Linked DNA regions of Homo sapiens: region 2 is linked to region 1. A link is an interaction called in ENCODE POLR2A ChIA-PET data of the cell type or tissue named here. Cell type or tissue: OCI-LY7. All regions are shown on one strand. Region 1 holds the start of LOC105374653 (a long non-coding RNA gene). Region 2 overlaps SPTBN1 (spectrin beta, non-erythrocytic 1).

Evidence for each region. ChIA-PET counts read pairs that join two places held together with the same protein. Peaks named below come from ENCODE experiments on the same cell type or tissue, not always from the same donor. Only the 100,000 strongest peaks of a DNase experiment are listed, where the experiment ranks them.
Region 2: POLR2A ChIA-PET joins it to region 1 with 11 read pairs; 6 of 35 experiments call an interaction of 5 or more read pairs at or near these places.

The regions. Positions count from the first base shown.
Region 1 is chr2:54,670,189-54,675,188 of GRCh38, reverse strand. SPTBN1 (spectrin beta, non-erythrocytic 1) reads right to left here. Exons shown (of 36, transcript NM_003128.3): 36 at 3,743-5,000. The region is part of intron 1 of SPTBN1-AS2 (SPTBN1 antisense RNA 2); the gene reads left to right. LOC105374653 (a long non-coding RNA gene) reads right to left here and starts at 807. Exons shown (of 3, transcript XR_940104.2): 1 at 554-807. RefSeq lists an enhancer at 1,383-1,677. In OCI-LY7, no CTCF peak of the experiment used is centred here; a DNase peak (open chromatin) is centred at 2,058; H3K27ac peaks cover 373 bases.
Region 2 is chr2:54,598,097-54,603,096 of GRCh38, reverse strand. It overlaps SPTBN1 (spectrin beta, non-erythrocytic 1), which reads right to left. Exons shown (of 36, transcript NM_003128.3): 3 at 3,854-4,005. Among named protein-coding and RNA genes, the nearest start is that of SPTBN1-AS1, 42 kb to the right of the region's middle. In OCI-LY7, no CTCF peak of the experiment used is centred here; no DNase peak of the experiment used is centred here.

The DNA of each region.
Region 1 (5,000 bases):
TCCCATATCAGCTCCTGTTGCTGATGAGCTGTGCCAGTGTCTGAAGTAACCCCCCAATGCCTGGTGGAGAAGGGAGCTCGGGAGGTGGTAGCAAGGGGAACTAGACCCCTAGAGGTCCTTCCTGCTTGTTAACCTACATTTGCTCTCTGAAGCCAGGTATGCCCCAACTGAAGCACCTCGGAGGGAAAACACGGAGGTGGTGTTGCGGGGGTGGGGTGGGGGGTTATCAACACCTGCAGTCAGGGGCAGCCTTGAACACAGGAGCAAATATGCTTTAAAATAAAAGAGGCTCCTGCCTGACAGACTACCATGGGAGAAAAGGAACCGATTTATGGAGTGTGGCGTTCATCAGTTCATTTAATCTCCTCTAGAGGCCAAGGCTCAGATGAAGCAGACGAAGAGGAGTCTCACATTTGTAAGCGCCACAAGGGCTGCTTCCCAGCATGGCTGGTGCGTGGTGGGTGCTTTGCAGAGGGGATAAGGGAGTCTTTTTTTACTTGTCACGGGGCTGGGAGGTGAAGGAGCCACCATTCAATCTGGCTTCAGAGCCTACCTTCTTTCCTCAGAAGAGCAGAGGCTGAGCAAGCTGGATGAAGTAATCCAATCATGTGTCCCCAGGAAAGACAAGAGTCCTCAAATCCAAGTGGGGAGATGACAGACCCGTGTAACAGATGGCAGCTAGGAGAAGGCCCCGTATGCACGCCTGCGAGCACTGGCTCAGAAACGCACGCTCCTTACAGCCATTATTATTATTATTTTTGAGATGGAGTCTCACTCTGTCGCCCAGGCTGGAGTGCAGTGGTGTGATCTCGGCTCACTGCAACCTCCGCCTCCCAAGATCAAGCAATTCTCCTGCCTCAGCCTCCGGAGAAGCTGGGAGTACAGGTGCCCGCCACCACGCCCAGCTAATTTTGTTGTATTTTTAGTAGAGATGGGGTTTCGCCATATTGGCCAGGCTGGTCTCAGACTGCTGACCTTGTGATCCGCCCGCATCGGCCTCCCAAAGTGTTGGGATTACAGGCGTGAGCCACCAAGCCCGGCCACGGCCATTTTAATTAGGGCTGTGGACATTCCCCTAAGATGGAAGATTAAAACCTTGAGCGACTGTTTCCTCCGAAAAAAAACAAAACTTGAGGAACAGGAACACTGGAAATAATTCACTGTGACGGAGAAACGTAAATGATGACCGAAGATGGAGCAGATTCCCCGGGAGAAATGTTGTGAGCCAAGACTTGGCCTCAGCTCCACTGGAGAAAGCTCCCAGGTTCCCGCCCAGCGCCCAGACTCCAGAACACAGGATGCCCCACCCTGTGGAGAAAGTCGCTGCGGGCTTATGTAAGGGAAATTCCCCTTCCCTTTAAAGAACCAGTTTCAGGAAACACCACTAACGTCCTGCCTCCCTGATTTCCACTCCCGGACACAATGGGTCTCCACCGTGTGATAAATATCCGAAAAGACAAGTCAAGGCCAAGTGGAAACATACGCAAGCCACACGCCCCTGCGGGCCCCAGCATGGCCGCCCTCCAGGATGTCTGTGCTGAGGCAAGAACGCACAGAGCCCAGGCTCACCACGGGGAAGCCACAGGCCTTGTGGGTGCCGGGTAAGGGAGTGAAGGGAGCTCCTGCCAGCTTCTCTGAGTTTCAGTTACAGAGTCCTATGCCTATGTGTCCTCTTCCTGCTGTGACTCGGCCCTGACCATAAGAAAAACCAACCCTGATAAGTTACACCAGGTTGAAAGGAACACTGAAAACACAGGTCAGGCAATTAACGCCAGGGGCCGTAGAAAACCCGGGCATCCCTGAGGAAGCAGGTCTTCCAAGCTCCCCTGCACAGAAGAGTCAAAATGAGGCATTACCTTGGAAAAACTTGAATTCTACTCAGTAATTCTATCACCCACTATCACTCTCCCAAATCAGCCCAGTTCACGAGTATGAGGGATTGGTGAAGCTTCTTCAAAACTTGAGTGAAAATGCCCTGAACCGCATGGAAGAGAAGCGTCAGCTACTCACACATCGTGATCCCTATTTACATGAAAGGGAACAAGCAGGACCTTTCACTTCTGTTTTCTGAAATGCTGCTTTTAAGGCTGACCTTTCACACACACACACACACACACACACACACACACCCCACAAAAAACAAAAAAACATTCAAAGCTCAAATAGGATATAACATTCTTTCTCACAGGCAGGCCAGTTGAATTTTCCTTCTACAAGTTGAAAAACTCGTTTTTCTAGGGTGGCCTGTGTTCTTTAAGTTGGGTCTAAACCTTGAAAAACTTTGAAGCTCACGTTTATTTCTCCCCGAGGGAAATCTTTATTCAGTTCTGAAAAGTAAAAAAGAGCACTTCAAGTACTTGATCCAGAGAACTGGGAGGCGGGTTCAAGAAAGACACACACACACACACACACACACACACCCTGCATACCAAGGGAACGAGCTTCAGCCAAAATGGGAGACAATGACATAAGGCTGGTTAAATATATGAAGATTTGTAGAAGACTGAATGAGGGCTCAGAGGCAGAGAGTAAGAGTTACTTGCTCAGACACTGCAGATGAGGTGAAACTACCTAAAAATGGGGCTGAAGGGGAGAATGGAAAGACCATGTAGAATAAGTGTTTTTCAAAATTCTTCTCAGCACTCCTGGGTATTTCTTTATCCCAGATTAATGAAGATTTATGTTCATAGGAAACCCCAAACATAAATGTTTAATATAGTTCTACTCCCAATAGCCCAAACTGGAAACAACCCAGATGTCCGTAAGTGAATGGCTAAAAAACTGTGGTACATCCATACCACAGAATATTATTCAGCAACACAAAGGAATGCACTATTGATATACACAATATTACTTGGATAAATCTTCAGAGAATTACGTCAGAGAAAAAAGTCAATCCTGAAAGGTTACATCCTACATTATTCCTTTTATACAACATTCTTGAGATAAGAAATTTCAGTGGATCCCCAAAACTCAGCACATTGTAGGTGCTCAATAAATATTTGTTAGGGGAAGAAAACGACAGGTTTCCAGCAATAAAGAACAGACTGGTGACTGCCAGAGGTTGGGGAGGGAGTGGAGGTGGGAAGTGGGTGTGGTTATAAAAGGGCAACAGGAGGTACCCTTGTGGTGGCAGGAATGTTCTGTATCTTGACTGAATGTCAATATTCTGTATGTGATACTATACTATATAGTGTTGCAAGCTACCACTGGGGGAAACTGCGTAAACAGCACTGTATTATTTCTTACAACTGCATGTCAGTATACAAGTATTGCAAAATAAAGAGTTAAAAAAAAAAAAAAACTGTTCTCAGTTATTGGTGGTGGTAGTATTAGTATTGCTATTCTGAGTTTTTATAACATGGAATAAAGCAAATGAATAATTTTAAACTATTCTAGTGGAAAATGAAATATTTCACCATGATCTTCAATAGACAGAAATCTCTATTGAGCTTTGATGGAAAGAAGTCTTTTTTCTTCTTTGTTAAAATATGTTTTTGTGTTATGGACCATGTTTAGAAAGGTCAATTCAAAATTATAAAACATATTCACCAAAAAACGAGGATTTCACCAGAAAACTCAAATATATTTAAGCCCATAAATTCATAATATTTAAAAAATTGTTCATCTTTAGAGGATAGGAACCAACTCATAAATAACGCTGATTATAGGAAAGTAATGCAAATAATGGGAAAGACTCCAGCATTGATCCTGCCTTTTCTACATGGACTGCACCACTACATGAAGGGAAGTATGTCTTTATTTAAGAATTCCGACTGATAAAACAATGTATCCAGGGGAACTAACATAGGATCCCCATACACAAGCAATTCTAACAGTTCCAGGAACTTGGTGAAATGACAATGTGCCCATCACCCAGTCTGATACAGTGTTTCACCTACTCAAGATGCCAGGAATTGTAAGAAGCACAGTCACTGGCACTCTCGGTACACCCAAAAAAACCACAGCCAGTTCCGGAAGTGCCATCAGAAGATGCATCCCAACTTGAGATGCTCAAGTAGGACAAAAAGTGGCCTTGATTCAAGTGACAACGCCATTTCATATCCTAAGCCTTATTTTCACTACTTCTTACTCTTCAGATTTATGGAGGGGCCAGTATTGTCACCCATATTGTATCACTGAAAATCAGGGTAAAATAGCACAGCATTATGGCAACAAGAAATATGCAAAATCCTCAAAAAACATGATAGTGGAAGAATAAAAAAAAAACAAAAAACCCAAAAACTATTTACCCTGCCAGGCTTGAAGCTCATCAGGCTGTGCGGCCTGTAACCTCTGATGGCGAACACGTCTTGACTGGGGTCTTCTGACGCTCCTCTCGCTGCCCATCATCTTCCACATTCAGGCCTCAGTGGATCCTTATCAAATGCACCAAGAGAGAGCAAATACCACCAAACCCTGGCTTCATAACTACAGATCTGCGAACTGTTGAAATTATGTGCACGATGTTCCACATGTACGTATTTATTATGGGACTCCAGGATTGCTGGTATGAACTTATTGCCATCTGCACAGCTTTGTCAAGAGTACAAGACTGTAATTAATCACAATTGTTTCCAAGATACTTTGCCTTAACTAAACATTTTGGTCTGTTGAGAATAGAACAACTTGATTCCAACCCTGAGCATGGCAAGGGCAAAGGACTGTCGTGGGAAGCAGGGGAGAGGATGGTGAGGTCTCAGTTTGCCTAGAGGTAAGAGAGTTAAGAGAAAGCTTTGATGCCACGCAGCTGTGGAGCCCAGGGCTGATGCCACCTTAGGCATGGTCTTTGTGGAATAACTTACTGGACATCCATAATACTAATATCCATTGCTGCTTTATGCAAGTGGCATGGAGTCAACATACCCAGATAACCCAGGAAAAGTATGTCACTTGTAAATAACCCACGACTCTATGCTGAAGTCAGCAAACTATGGCCCATGGGCCAAACCTAACCTCTTGCCTGTTTTTTTTTTTTCTTCTTTTTGGTCTGATCTGTA
Region 2 (5,000 bases), 72 kb after region 1:
GCCATTCATCTGGCACTTTATCATGTGGCACTTAGGACTCTTAGTTCACTTCTCAAGTTTGTGTGATTAGACCCACATTTAATGTAGGAGTTCTGTGGCTGGTTGTTTAAAACAAAAGTAAATTCTCCCATACAAATGACGTTTTTAAGAAACCCCAACGAGGTTCCATGGCCAGTCCACAAACACTATTTCAATAAACAATATGTACCAGTATGGTTCTCTTAAACAAAGGCTTTATGAAAAAACTCAGAGCAGTTCAACGTGGGATTTGAGGCTTAACAAATCTCATGTTAAATCTATCTTCTCCACCTAGCTCAGCCTGCTTTGAAATTAATGGTGGCAACATACACAAACACACACACATGCACGCACACACACACTCTTTTCTGTTGCTTTCTCAGAGAATGACTGATGGAGTAAGAAGACAGAATACAGATCAGGAAACAACAGGGAAGCAAAAACCAGTGATAACTGACTTGGTGGGGTTTGGGGGAGGGCAGAGTTGTTTGGAAAACCTCACTCTATCTCGGTCAGAGGCGAGGGCTTAGTCTGGCCAGGAGCAAGGCAAAAAACTGGCCACCATAGTGAGAATCAATCTTCACTGCAGACGCCCATGAAGGGAGATGGCAGGCAATGGGGAGCATCTAAAGTGGATTATGAGCTGTGGGCAGAACATTACCATTGAAGTGCAGGCCTATCGTATGCCAGGGGCTCCTCTCTCTCCACATGTCAACGCTGCTGCAGGGCAAACCATCACCCCTCAAGCCTCATTCTACTCTGGTCCTGAGATCTAGGTCTAATTACTAAGTGGCCAGCACAGGTTCTGTGCTCACACTTTTATCTGCCAATCCAATGTTAAAGTAAAGGGTGGGTCTGTATTTCTAAGGCATTTTTCAAGTGAGACCTTTATGGAGAGTTATAGACTATAGTGAACTCAGAATAAGAAATGAGAAAAGAATAGTTTTATTTCTAATCAATCTAATCCTGACTAGCAGAAGCTTCCTGGCCCAGCTCTCAGCCTTCTCACTGCTCTATGAGCTGATACACCTGAGACCGAGAGGGAGCAGACACTTCTGGACACAGATCATAACCAGGCCAGGACCAGAGATCTCTGCCTTGTGATGTTGCTGAGTAGTTCAAAATCAAGTTCCCAAATGCCTACATGATACTTGCTCATATTTAACTCAAATATTATTGAGCCAAAATCCAGGGTGGGGTGAGGGTGGAATTGTCTGGGTCATTAATGTTTCTTTGAACTTTACTCAGAAAACACACATGCACACATTCACAGATTTCCTCCTCTGTAAAGGAAGTGGCTCTAAGAATCTATTAATTAAGTAAATTGAATCACCTAGTCCCTCAAACATTTATCTGCTAGCTATTGCCAAGCTGGTGGTTAAGTGCTGGGGCTAAAATGCTGGCTGACAAAGACTGGGCTCCAGATAGAGTGCAAACATTTATGTTACCCAGGGTTTTGGACCACTGGTGCAGAAAGCCCAGCTAATGTTATCTGATGACACACTTAGCTGGGACATTCATTTACCCAGGCCTGGAAGCTCTAACCACCTCATTAGTTCTGGAATCTGAATATGCAAGGAACCTTTGGGGCAAGCTCTCATGGAGGTCTTCTGCAGGGAGGATCTTTAACTTGAGGTCCTGGCAACCTCCACGGCCAAAGGCAGTGTGTGGTGTGTTTCCTTTCCAGGAAGTTCCATGAACCAAACAGACTACGAGGCCAAAGAGACTTAAAATCTCCAGCCCAGATGAACAAGAGCTTTAAGAGCACTCTATCTATGGTATCTTTATTTTTGGAATAAGAAAATTAGACTGGCCAACCTATATAATCCAAGATGGCTGTGAAGAATGGGTAATACAAATGAAGGCACTAGGGGCTTTACAAAGTTCTGTAAAACTACTGATATCGACTGCCTAAGAGGTTGGAGATGGTAGCCACTGTACCATCTTCTTCATCCTTACTCTCCTAGGTCTCTGGGTTGCCACAAAAAAACTTACTGCTAACAAATAAGGAGAGGAGTGGGAGATACTCACACACATCTAAGAATTATGCTTTACTGGTTTTTCTCCCTACTTATATTTTTCTTGCCCTGTTCAGAAAAAACGGCAATGGGCCTGATCCCATTTATGATGTGGACATTATCAAGGACACAATCTTCTTGGTATAAAATAATTATGGGTCTTTAAAGGTGAACAGTTTACTCCCTACAGCCTAGAAGATTGGACCCTATTGGAACAAAAATAAATTAAAAAAAAAAAACCACAAAAATAAATGTTCAGACTAACTCCTATCCATGTGACCTTTAATGATTTTTTTTAGCTACTTTCAAAACACCATTCCCCCACTCCACAAAAAAAAAAAAAAAATCAATAAATAAACATACTAGGTTAAACACTAAGAAACAAAAAAAGGTTGAGAGGTAGACAAAGGAAGTCTGGTTATAAAAATTATACTTAAAGCTGCATATCACAATAATTCTAGTCTAGGCTCTCAAACAAGACTCACTTTGGAAAATCAAATCAAAATGCAATAAATGGCCTGTTCAAACTCCCCATGTGGGTCCACTCCCTCACCCCCAGACCACAAATCAACTGCCTTCTTATAGCCATCATGGTTTTGAGCAGGGGTCTCCGTTATTTGTCTAGTTTGTCTAGTGTGACCGACAAACCCTCACAGAAAATGAGGCCACAAGACCTACATGCTCAGGAACAAAGGGCATGGATGAAACTCACTACAGAGAAGACAGGGCTTCACTATCTTCTGGAGAGCCCTGTTCTTGAACTGAAGGGCAGGGAAGAGAATACTTTTCTGGCTCCATTTCAACCCAGACTCAAAGAGGCAGTCTGTCTCTGAGCTGATAACAAATAGGACAAGGGACAACCTTAGACCCTTGCCTGCGGTCAGAGGTGTGGGGCAGGTCTGCACACAGGCCTACTGCGGCTGGCAAGCTACAGGGTGGAGATCAAGTTAAAAATAAGGCTTTCTGGCAGCCCTGCCAACTGCCAGCATCATATTTTCCTGGTGATGTCAGTACAGATGTGGTCTCCATTCTGGGCGTTGGCTTCTGGCTCGGCACCACTTCCACCTATGGCACTACATGTGCTCTGGGAGGATACAGCAACCATTTTCAAACCAAGGTGAGACAAAACCTGTTGGATCAGTCACAGTGACTGCTTTAAGCTTCTTTGGTATAAGGTGCATAAACAAGAGTCACATCAGAGAGGGCCGCAGCAGCTCTGGGAAACAGATTGGGGATACAATTTTCATTGCAGGCTGACAACTTTCCTGCCTGAAAAGGCAGGGTGAATTCATCAGAAGCTCCTTTCCCAAGGAGATGACAAAACACCAGCTTCTCCCTCCACTCCCAAAATAAAAAGCGTGCAGGGAAGAAAACATCAGTGGCCACTGAATTCAATGCTTGCCACCTTAAGATGGCAGCTCAGATTTTCTAGACAACCAGAAAGACACAAATTTAGAAAACATTCCATCATCGCATGTGGGACACAGGTTCATCTAGAAGCCAGCGCCCAAGCCTGGCCCTTCAAATTCCAGCACCATGCCCTGTTCTTGGCAGGAACCCCAGCCAAGTTCTTTCTGACCAAAGGTGGCAACCTTGCAAATTACCAGAACAAAGTGGCTTTATTACAGCTCAAGAACATCATCCACGCTCAGAATGTGACACTAAGGCTCTCCCTGAAGCGCTCAACTCACTTCTCAAGATTCTCCTCAAAACTATCAACCATTAAGTGCAGAATTCAACAGGAGACAAGTCACACTTGATTTTTCAAAAATATTTTCCACCTACAACACACGGCACTTCCTAAGGTCTCCACTCACCAGCCTCTCTCCAGAGAGGACCTCCAGCAGCTTGATGAGCATCCGTCCATCTCGAAGGTCAGTGTACAGGTCTGTGATCCGGCAGGACACACGGGCAAGGTGGGAATTGACCCACTTGGTGAAGGTCTTCTTCTGCACGGCTTCACGCTCATCTGCAAGCAGAGAAGAACTTGTTTTACCATTGACCACAGAACTGGCAGGAGCAGGCACATGCTAGCAGGGCCACAAGACCCCAGCCAGAGGAAGGTCAGCAAAACTGACCTCCAAGGACACCTCTACTTAGCGCCCCTTAACTGCGGTCATGTCTTTGAGAAAGAACACTGATTACTGATGGTTCAACTTACAATTTTTTGACTTTACGATGGGTTTACTGGGATATAATCTCATAAGTCAAGGAGCATCTGTGTAGGAACTGTCCAGTCCTTAAACATGTGAGCTCCCAGGCACACTGCCAGCAGAACATCCTTTGCTCCCCTTTCTTTTCTCCCATCCCTGCTGAAGAGGCAGCAGGATGCAGATGACAACAGGGTCCTTTGCAGTCCTGCCCTATACCATAATACTTGACTGGTAAAGCTTCCTACATACATGTTACAGCTATTATTCCTCCAAAAGGTGAGTATATTAAAGGGTGTAGGGTAGGAAATCTCATGAGACAGCAGAAAACTGCTTCCCTCATCTACAAAGGATTGGGCAACACTGGACAAGATAAATTAACTCATGACCTTGGCAATGACCGTCTTCACCTGCTCAGTCACACACACCATGAACAACAAAAGAAAATGGCAAGCAACATGGTAGAGTGCAAAGACATCGCAGGCATCGGGAAGTCTTTGCAGGCATCGGGAAAGCAGGGTCTGGGCCCAAGGTTTCAACAAAAATGTGACTCAACACAGGATTCAATGTTCTCTTCTATAAAAGGAGAAGAAAAATATAATCTCCATACTGTGATCCTTCGCTGAAAAGGCAACTGCTGATTTATGGTCTAAAGCGTGATTGTTGTACATTCAAGTCATCCAGGAAACAGTGTTAAAGGTTTTTCAAAGCTCAGTAATCAAATTCTGTCCAATTTAAGGTATAAAACTCTAGACATATTTGCCCAGAACTGGCCTTCACATACCATACAAATAGGCTTTCAAACTTCTTGCCT